Linked DNA regions of Mus musculus: region 1 is linked to region 2. Evidence: chromatin loops called from intact Hi-C (ENCODE). Cell type or tissue: left cerebral cortex. All regions are shown on one strand. Each heading gives the region's core, and the rest is flanking DNA. Links, peaks and the distances in the headings are about the cores only. Region 1 has its middle 9.3 kb from the start of Stat4. Region 2 has its middle 38 kb from the start of Gm31636.

Evidence for each region. Hi-C counts contacts between places; a loop is a spot of excess contacts. Peaks named below come from ENCODE experiments on the same cell type or tissue, not always from the same donor. Only the 100,000 strongest peaks of a DNase experiment are listed, where the experiment ranks them.
Region 1: a loop joins it to region 2, with 4 times the contacts of the local background. A loop is called at or near these places in 21 of 42 quality-filtered maps.

The regions. Positions count from the first base shown.
Region 1 is chr1:51,996,253-52,001,635 of GRCm38, reverse strand. It overlaps a transcript of Stat4 not described here. Among named protein-coding and RNA genes, the nearest start is that of Stat4, 9.3 kb to the left of the region's middle. In left cerebral cortex, for the core only: a CTCF peak has its summit at 2,880 (motif pointing right); a DNase peak (open chromatin) is centred at 2,887.
Region 2 is chr1:51,657,900-51,663,282 of GRCm38, reverse strand. No RefSeq gene overlaps it. Among named protein-coding and RNA genes, the nearest start is that of Gm31636, 38 kb to the right of the region's middle. In left cerebral cortex, for the core only: no CTCF peak of the experiment used is centred there; a DNase peak (open chromatin) is centred at 2,545.

The sequences.
Region 1 (5,383 bases), core at 65-5,064, 340 kb before region 2:
TCTATCTATCTATCTATCCATCTATCTATCTATCTATGTATCTATCTATCTATCTATCTATCTATCTATCTATGTATCTATCTATCTATCTATCTATCTATCTACGTATCTATCTATCTATCTATCTATCTATCTATCTATCTATCATGTGTCAATTTATCTCTTATGAACTTCGATAGCATATGTCTTTCAAATGATTTGCCTTTCTTACCTAAGATATTATAGGCATAAAATTATACTGTTTCTTTTTAAATATCTGTAAGGAACTGGTGAGATAGCTCAGTAGGTGCTTTCAGCCAAGACTGATGGCCTGAGTTCATTTCCCAAAATCCACATGATAGGAAGAGAAAACTGAGCTGGGTGGTGATAATGCAAGCCTTTAATACCAGCAGTGAGGAGACAGAGGCAGGTTGATCTCTGAGTTCAAGGCCAACCTGGACTACAGAGCAAGTTCCAAGACAGCCAAGGCTACACAACGAAACTCTACCTCAAAAAAAAAAACACAAAAAAACTCAAAAACAAACAAACAAACAAAAAACAATGAAAGAGAACAAGAGGAGGAGGAAGAGGAGAAAGAAGAAGAAAACTGACTGATGTCTGTTGTTATAGGACATCTACAGTCTCAAAAGCTAACACATGGTCACTGAATGATGGTGTTAAGAATAAACACCCAGCCTAGCATAGTGGCATGAGGTGGCACAGACTATTAATTCTCCCAGCACTTGGAAGATAGAGACAGGAAGATCTTTGAGTTTAAGGCCAGCCTGGTCTACATAGAGAGTTCCAGGACAGATAGGACTATATAGAGAGGCCCTGTCTCAAAAAAAAAAAAAAAAGACAAATAAGACAGAATAAATGCCCAATAGTTCAAAAGAATTGTTAAAAGGAACTGCAGAGGAAAGATACCAGGCGTTTACTGACACCAAAGAATATCAGACCTAATGGCTCAGTCAAGAGTGTAATGTTTAAGCACAACTTTATTTGGGCAAGGAGGAAGGTGCTAGGTTCAGCCTTTCTAAAGAAGGCACTGATGCAGGACTGAAACTGGCATCCTTAGCCAGCTATGGAGTGGTGGTACATGCCTATAATCCCAGCTCTTGGGGGCAAGGTTTTAGGTCTTGGAGATCAAGATGATCCCCATCTAGTTGTTTGAGGCCAACTTGGGTTCCTTGAGACTTTGTCTAAAAAGAAAAAGCCATCAAAGGAGAATCATTCTGCACCATGAGGAAAAAAACCTGAACATAAGGTGTGGTGGGAGCATCATTGTAAATAAATTTAGGTAGCGCTGGGATTTCTAAGTTAGTCAGTTTGTCCCTTGAGCAAGAGACTCTTGTTGAGGAGGTGAGTGAGACTGATATATAAACAGCTCCAAATCCCAAGGTAGGAACCTTGCTGTTGTAGAGCCATATCTAATTGAATAAGGGTGAATTTCTGATGCTAACGTACCTCATCGGACATAGGAGGTTTTGAAAGAAACCTCAGTGTCTTCCACCTAAGCAATCCCAAGTGATTGCCTCCTTGGTTGACTATATTGCTTAGGGCTATTGCTACAGTGAGAGGCATGCTTACTGAGCATGGACACTTTTGTATTGGGTTATTGTAGAAATAAAGGCAAGGAAGTGACTGAGGAACTTTGGTCTCCTAGGTACAGAGAACAAAGGAGATGAAGCGTGAAGGAGCTGAGTATTTTACTCATGTTCAGCACCAACTCCCTGTGGTCTGACCATTCAGTGAAATCAATAGCTGGAAACTGAAAGTCTTGGAGGGACAGCCAATGGTGGGGCCCAGGGAGCATGTTCCTATAGGCAGCAACAGTCTGGGCTTGAGGGAAACTGCCTGAACTATAATTTGTTAACATAAATTGAAATTCCTTACCTCTGCCCTGCTGTTGATATAGTGCAGCCCTATATAACCTATATAACCTATAACCTATATAATCTATATAACTGTAGCCAAGTAACATATATCTGCTGGTGTGGATGCTAATTTCCCTTGCCTGTGCTAAAGCAGCAATAATCACTTGTACACTATCTCTAGTGTCTACTGGGGATCTTCCAAGAGGTGAGAGGATGTGAAGAAGGGGAAAAAAAAGAACTCAGACAAGCATTGCCTCTTTTAGAAAGATGGTTGGACATTAAGCATTTTGGAATGATGGGAACTGAAAAACTTCTTTGGTCTAATCAGTTTGATCTTTTTATGACGAATAAGGCAACCCAACATAGACACACCTGATGGTGTGACTGATTTTAATACAAAACTTCAGGCTTGCATATTGCAGGGCAGAGAGCAACGACTGTACCAAACCTTTCCCCAAAAGACTTGATATAAGCATAACCCACTCCATATTCCTTGCTACAGACTGAAATTACTCAGAGGAACTAACATCACATGGAAAACACGTTAGAAAGAAAGTAGAGTACAGTGTTCTGTCTCCTTTATGTTGAAATGGTCAATAATAGCTAAGAGAAATCAAGAGTCTCTCTGAAACTAAGACAAACCAAACCAAATTGGCTATTTCCACAGAAGTAGATAGGTGGCCCCACAATGTGTAAAAACAATTGACTGGATCTAAGAAACTAAGAAAACTCGATACCATGTCTAATTTTCCCAGAAGTATTTGATTACATGAAATCAGATCATCCATGATCAGCTATCCTAGAAGTCCTTCATTGATCCTTGTGGGGGCTGCAAAGTCTTGGTTTCATGTAAGAGCATTGCTGGGGAGTGGTGGTCTTACACACAGTGAAAGAAGGATGCTTAATAGAAAAGCACAATTTTAAGGATGGGTGCTCGATCTTATCCAGAAGTATGTAGATGGCGGTCGAATTGTCAAAGTTCCTTTTCCTCAGCCAGTTCTGAAGATGACTCTGTCTGTGCACCAGGGGGCACTACTTTCACATGGAAGGCAAGCGGGGCCCGAGGCTTTATTGTGCATTTACCCTTAAGTTCCTTTCACACTTGAACAACATGGGTATTATTCTTTGGCTGCTTTTCACTTGTGATCATATATCCCAGATTTTTTCCTTGTGGTATCACAGATTTTGTAGAGACTCCAAGCTGGACCCTACCAACTTGCTGTATGACTAAAGGCATTGTTTTGGTATCCATACATCCATACATCCATCAGGATGAGTGTAGGAGGGAAGATACAGGAAAGAGACAATAGCCATGCCAAATGACTGTGAGAGTTTAATTAACTCTTGGCCTTATTGAGCTTGAGCACCTGAAGAATGCCTCTGGTATGACTCATACTTGAGACAGAGCTGAGCTAGGTATTCCATTAATTTAGGTTAAAAAGAAAACAAAAATAACAAACAAAAAGCAAAGCAAGGACTGGAGAGATGGCTCAGCAGTTAAAAACACTAACTGCTCTTCCAGAGGTCCTGAGTTCAATTCCCAGCAACCACATGGTGGCTCACAACCATCTCTAATGGAATTTGATGTCCTCTTCTGGTGTGTCTGAAGACAGTGACAGTGTGTACTATCCTCACATACATGAAATGAATAAATAAATCTTTTTAAAAAAAGAAATGTTTTTTAAAAAGGCAAAACAAACAAAACAAAACACCTCTAAGCCTTAGTTGCTCTGGGATCTCAAATCTACAAAGGGTGGTGATGCCAAAGGGTGGCTCAGGCCTCCTATCTCTCTATCTCTTCATAGAATCCACTATAGCAAATTTCTACATTTAAAAATCATCTAAATAAAGATGCTGGAGTCACAATAGCAAAGTTTCCTTTCTTAGACAAGTGCTCTCTGGCCGTATCTTACAAATAAGTTGCTGTTTTTTAAGTTCTTTGTTTAGGAAGCCTAAAGCCAGTCATGTTGGTTGGTTGGTTTGTCACATAGAACTTTTTTTTTTTTAGAAAGTTCTAACAGCATAGAACTCCAACACTCCAATTCACTTATAATATAAACATGCCCCCCACACTCACTTTCTTATCAGTGCATAGAATAGGAAATTCCAAGTGCTACAATTATACAAAAGAGAGATTAACAAAAAAAGGGATTGTAAGATCCATGGTGAAATACCGAAGAGTTATATGTTCAGGCTCCCTTAACGATGGCTCTTGGCCTGCCATCCCTTCAGGGTAAAGAAGCTTGTCCTGTCTAGCCCTGTCAGAAACATCCACTTAACGAGCTGTAATATGAGATTTTGACATAACCAACTGCACAGTGGTAACTCTACTGTAAGTACATTGTCCTCTTGCCCAAATTCAATACTGCTCCATTGTAAACAAGAAGTCTGGCTTAACTTGACTCTCCACTAAAAATATTTAAACTAAAACAGAAACTGACATCATAAGGGCAGGCTGAGTTCCCCGTGTTTAGATTTTGGACCGTTTCTATACTATTTCCAGAAATTTCCACCGGATGCTGCTTAATAGCTCTAACAATGAGTTACATACAGAGATTAACAGGGGAAACCCGATTAAGTCATCCAGACAACTGATCTTTCTACAAAGGTCAGGCTCTCCAGATTGGGACTTTAACACGGTGCTTTGGGCCAGAGCCAAGAGAGACATACAGTGACTCCGTTGTCTTCCCATTCAATCCTGACAGCACTGAACTGTTTTAGTTGGCTCTACTCATGCCCCACTTAATGCCTTAAACGGGAACTTCCAATGGTGCTGCTCTTTGCCTTGGAGATAGCCAATGGCAGAAATGCTATCTAGTGGCAGGCAATTAGACGCTCATAAATGGTGCTGGCACTAAAGTCAAGGTCAGGTTACCCCTGAGAACACCAGGAGACAAAGCCAACCTGGGAAAAAGAGTGGCACAGTCACCTCTGCTGTAGCTGCACTGTGTAAACACTGGCTCAGAGTGCCCATTGTTTCAGGCTTATTTACCCAGCTGGCAGGATTTACTCAACATCACAGCTGAAACCCTGAGTTTCTCACCTCTAGACAGTGGGCTTCCTAGCAAGTGAACAGTCTTCCTTCAGAGATATATGTCCTTCTTACATTCTGATTGTAGTTAATTCAACATTTTCAGGGTGGGTCTTATAAGATCTAGGATGTGAGACTAGAACTTTCTGGAGCAGTTGCTATAGTCTCAATTCATCTTAGATTTCTTTGTCAAGAATACACAGGTCTCAGTACAGCAACATACTTTTTTTTTAATGACCTACACTTTATACTGATGCGTTTGGACGACCAATCAGAGCACCCAGTCTTGACTCTATCTTTATGATTGAGAAGTAAGCCTAGGGATATGGAGAAAGTTTTTAGAAAGAAAGCACATTGTTTACAAAGCAGTCATAGTCAGCCATGTAAGGTAAGACTTACTTTACAGAACACTTGCTGAAGTGGTTGACTTCTCTGCAGAGTAACAGCTGTTTAACATTTCCTGGAGGACTGGGGAAGTGCCAGGACACTGGGGGAA
Region 2 (5,383 bases), core at 96-5,095:
AGAGCAATTGTGATCAAAACTGCATGGTACTGGTATAGTGACAGACAAGTAGACCAATGGAATAGAATTGAAGACCCAGAGATGAACCCACACACCTATGGTCACTTGATCTTCGACAAGGGAGCTAAAACCTTCCAGTGGAAGAAAGACAGCATTTTCAACAAATGGTGCAGGCACAACTGGTTGTTATCATGTAGAAGAATGCAAATCGATCCATTCCTATCTCCTTGTACTAAGGTCAAATCTAAGTGGATCAAGGAACTTCACATAAAACCAGAGACACTGAAACTTATAGAGAAGAAAGTGGGGAAAAGCCTTGAAGCTATGGGCACAGGGGGAAAATTCCTGAATAGAACAGCAATGGTTTGTGCTGTAAGATTGAGAATTGACAAATGGGACCTCATGAAACTGGAAAGCTTCTGCAAGGCAAAGGACACCGTCAATAAGACAAAAAGACCACCAGCAGATTGGGGAAGGATGTTTACCTATCCTAAATCAGATAGGGGACTAATATCCAATATATATAAAGAACTCAAGAAGGTGGACTCCAGAAAATCAAATAACCCCATTAAAAAATGGTACTCAGAGCTAAACAAAGAATTCTCACCTGAGGAATACCGAATGGCAGAGAAGCACCTGAAAAAATGTTCAACATTCTTAATCATCAGGGAAATGCAAATCAAAACAACCCTGAGATTCTATCTCACACCAGTCAGAATAGCTAAGATCATAAATTCAGGTGACAGCAGATGCTGGCGAGGATGTGGAGAAAGAGGAACACTCCTCCATTATTGGTGGGATTGCAAGCTTGTACAACCACTCTGGAAATCAGTCGGGCAGTTTCTTAGAAAATTGGACATAGTACTACCGGAGGATCCAGCAATACCTCTCCTGAGCATATATCCAGAAGATGTCCCAACCGGTAAGAAGGACACATGCTCCAGTATGTTAATAGCAGCCTTATTTATAATAGCCAGCAGCTGGAAAGAACCCAGATGCCCCTCAACAAAGGAATGGATACAGAAAATGTTGTACATTTACACAATGGAGTACTACTCAGCTATTAAAAAGAATGAATTTATGAAATTCCTAGGCAAATGGATGGACCTGGAGGGCATCATCCTGAGTGAGGTAACCCAATCACAAAGGAACTCACACAATATGTACTCACTGATAAGTGGATATTAGCCCAAAACTTAGGATAACCAAGATATAAGATACAAATTACTAAACGCATGCAACTCAAGAAGAATGAACACCAAAGTATGGACACTTTGCTCCTTCTTAGAATTGGGAACAAAACACCCATGGAAGGAGTTACAGAGACAAAGTTTGGAGCTGTGACGAAAGGATGGACCATCTAGAGACTGCCATATCCGGGGATCCATCCCATAATCAGCTTCCAAATGCTGACACCATTGCATACACTAGCAAGATTTTGCTGAAAGGACCCAGATATCTGTCTCTTGTGAGACTATGCCGGGGCCTAGCAAACACAGAAGTGGATGCTCACAGTCAGCTATTGGATGGATCACAGGGCCCCCAATGGAGTAGCTAGAGAAAGTACCCAAGGAGCTAAAGGGAACTGCAACCCTATAGGTGGAACAACATTATGAACTAACCAGTACCCCAGAGCTCTTGACTCTAGCTGCATATGTAGCAAAAGATGGCCAAGTCGGCCATCACTGCAAAGAGAGGCCCATTGGACACACAAACTTTATATGCCCCAATACAGGGGAACGCCAGGGCCAAAAAGTGGGAATGGGTGGGTAGGGGAGTGGGGGGGAGGGTATGGGGGGCTTTTGGTATAGCATTGGAAATGTAAATGAGGAAAATACCTAATATAAAATATTAAACAAACAAAAAAAAGCCTAGGTCATGTTTTGTAATTATTTGAAAGCCAGAGTTTCATACATGGAGTATTTTTGGTTAATGATAAAAGGCCATCATTCATTGTATAAAAGAGTAGCTGTCAGAAGATATAGAAGGTTGCTTCATGTCACCGTGGGCCTACTGACACTCTAGCCACATCAATCTCACCAATTTCTAGTTGCTGGTAAGACCTATAAATCACTGGCATAAACCTGAGTTGACATCCAGGCATTGCTGAGCTGAAAACCTCTGTGGTTAGACAGCAAGAAAGAATTAAAAAAAAAAAAAAAACAACTGAATGTGCTTCTAGAAACAGTCAGTCCTTTGAGTACCCACTAAGGCATCATGTCAATGCTATTGTTATAAAACTTCATTCTGCTATTTAGTTCTACATACAAGAGAGACGATATATAGGCATAGCTAGTGACTTCCCTAAAATTGTTCGTTCTTGACTGGCTTGGTGATTCTTTCCCTCATGAGAATGAAAAGAAGTCAAGCCTGTGATTACACCACTTATCACCCCTGTAGCATCTTTGTCCAGAGACTGGTTGGCATAGTGGAGGGGGAAAAAAAAACAAAACACCAGAGAAGTCAGTACTTATTTTTCTAAGAAAAGTTGCTGTTAGTTGCTAGGAATGGAAGCTGAGCCTGGAGCCATGCTAGAGCAGCTGGTGAGTGGGGCAGAGCTCCTTGAAGCACTTGAATAAAAATGACAGCCCCAGAGAAAATGGCCAGCACTGACTTATCATAAATAGTATGTTCAGAGGAGTTCAGTTTTGTCATTATATGAATATAACAATCCAGGATGCTTCTAACGTAAGAAGCCCAAACTCCAAACTTACAGGCTCAAAAGACTGCTGCTTCTCACTAGGTGTAAACATGAACAAACATCAGCAGCAGAAAAAGAAAGATTTTTCTTTTTCTTTTTCTTTATTCCTTTCATTTAAGAAAGAAGAGCAAGAAATACAGAAGTGGATGCTCACAGTCATCTATTGGATGGAACACAGGGCCCCTAATGAAGGAGTTAAAGAAAGTACCCAAGAAGCTAAAAGGGAGACCCTATAGGAGAAACAACAATATGAACTAACCAGTACCCCCCAGAGCTTGTGTCTCTAGTTGCATATGTAGCAGAGTGTGACCTAGTCAGCCATCAATGGGAGGAAAGGCCTTTAGTCTTGCCAGGATTATATGCCCCAGTACAGGGGAACACCAGGGCCAGGAAGCAGAAGTGAGTGGGTTGGGGAACAGGGTGGGGGGAGGGTATAGGGGACTTTCGGGATAGCATTTGAAATGTAAATGAAGAAAATATCTAATAATAATAAAAAAGAATGAAGAGCCAGAGAACTAGGGTGCCTATTGCTAAAGAGTATCTTCTAGACATCACAGGGAAGCTCTATCTTGACATGGACCCTGACATTAACATGCCAATAGGGGAATTTTCATAAGACCCCAACCTCAGATGAAGGTTTACAGGCAGTTAGTGGCAGTTGAGAAAAGAAGAATCTGTTTTCTCCTAGAGCAAGGGTCCTATAACTTATATAACCCCAAGTGGTCTGTCCTAAACACTTGTACATATGAGCAACACTACATATTCTCAGCAAATTGTGTGTGTGTGTACGCGCACGCACACATGTGCACACACAAACACACACACGTAAGAAGAATCAATGAATTTGAGGGGTAGTATTGGGACATAAAAGGAGTTGGAAGGGAGGTGGAAATGTTGGAAATACAATACTCATAAATAAAATTGCCCACCCCCAAACTTTCCAAGCCATTTTTCCTCCGAGTAGATATTTGCTCACAGTGTATTATTTAGAACTAGGTTATAGGTTCATGCTGACAAGGCTCTGTCTGGAATCTGTCACAGTTGGTGTAGACCAATCAAGATTTATCCTTAAATCCTATGGAAGAGGCACAACCTCTAGGCATGACCCACAGGCTCTGCCACCAACTGAAAACCTAAGATGGTAGAGAATGGTGGTGGTGCTGGATGTAGCTTCAGGCGTTTCTTTCTGAAAATCATTTCCTTAAGGATGTTATTTCCAGCCCAGAGCCAATCGTAACCATTTGGAATGTTTTGGTGGAAATAGCCACACTCAATACCTAGAAGAACTTTGAGTGAAACACATCTTATTGTGCGGGAAGGGGAAGGAAGGGAAGGAGGTCAGTTGGTCACTTAACACTGGCAAATTGAAAAGAATAACTTTCGTAGATTACTGCAGTCTCATACTCAATATTACAATGATAACCATCCCCTTGAACCTTTGTCAGCAGTTGCATTTCAGAGAACATTTTACACAGAGTTCTTCTCTAACTGTAAAAGGAAGTTTGCTTTGTGGTGACAGGACCAGTCTGTGCAGGTCCAGTGCAAATCAATCCTGGATTAGGAGGGCCGTACCCCTTACTTTTCAACTATTGACTATGGGTAGAATCTGAGACAGATTGGGTCATTTTTTTTACATTTGTATACCACTGCTGAGCCCACTAGACTCCAACAGACAGGGTCAGGCTCATGGCCTCACAAGTAGATTTGGTTAAACTCAGTGGGCCACTAAAGAATGAATAAATATGAACACAGAAAGAGGTTTGTATGGAAATGTTAGACGGGGGTGGGGGTGGGGAGTAGGGGAGGGTGGCGAGGTAGGAAGAGGGGGGAGAATCTCAGGGATGAGTGTGACCAGTGTGCATTACATACATGTGTGAAATTGTTAGAGAACAAATTTAATTACTAACTTTATATTTTTGAAGTATGTGCATGCATGTGTGTATCAGTGTGCATGTGAGTGCATGCAAATGTGTACATGTATTAGACACAGAAAGAAAGAAAGAAAGAAAGAAAGAAAGAAAGAAAGAAAGAAAGAAAGAAAGAAAGAAAGAAAGAAAGAAAGTGAGGCGGGAGAGTGAACTTGCAGTTGTAGTGAGTACGGAAAGAGCATAATAAAACTCTCCTATATGGAGAGCAAAGCTACAGAACATATTGGAAAGCAAGCAGCAGAGGCAGTGACTTGCCCTGTGTGTAGAGTGAGAAGCACTGCAAGGAAACAAAGGGAAGGAAAGAAAGAAAATGAAAATGACAGTAGTGCATGACAGGAAGCAACTGCCCGACACCCTCTTATGCCGGAATGCTTGAGAATATAAAAAAATGGCTGAATTCCACATGTGGCTCCGTGTGGGGAAGGGGAAGCATGTGTTGTGACATTTGCATCAGGTCAAAGGATGATCTGCAAGCAAGTGTTATAGCGTTCACCCAAGATGCAAAACTGTATTTGAATAAGTCAGGTAGCAGCTGACATTGAAGCACAGTATGGCGGAAAAGAAGCCAACGATACAGAGCCTAGCTTGTGAGTTTTCACATATATCTATCATTAGCGTTTTCATGGTTTGAAATATATACCCTATTTAAAAAGCTAATGTATTTTTAAAAATTGTTATTATATGACAGGGAAAGGAAGTAATGAGGAAAGAGGTTTGGGTCGAGAGAGGAAGGTGAAAGTAGGCAGAGGGTCAG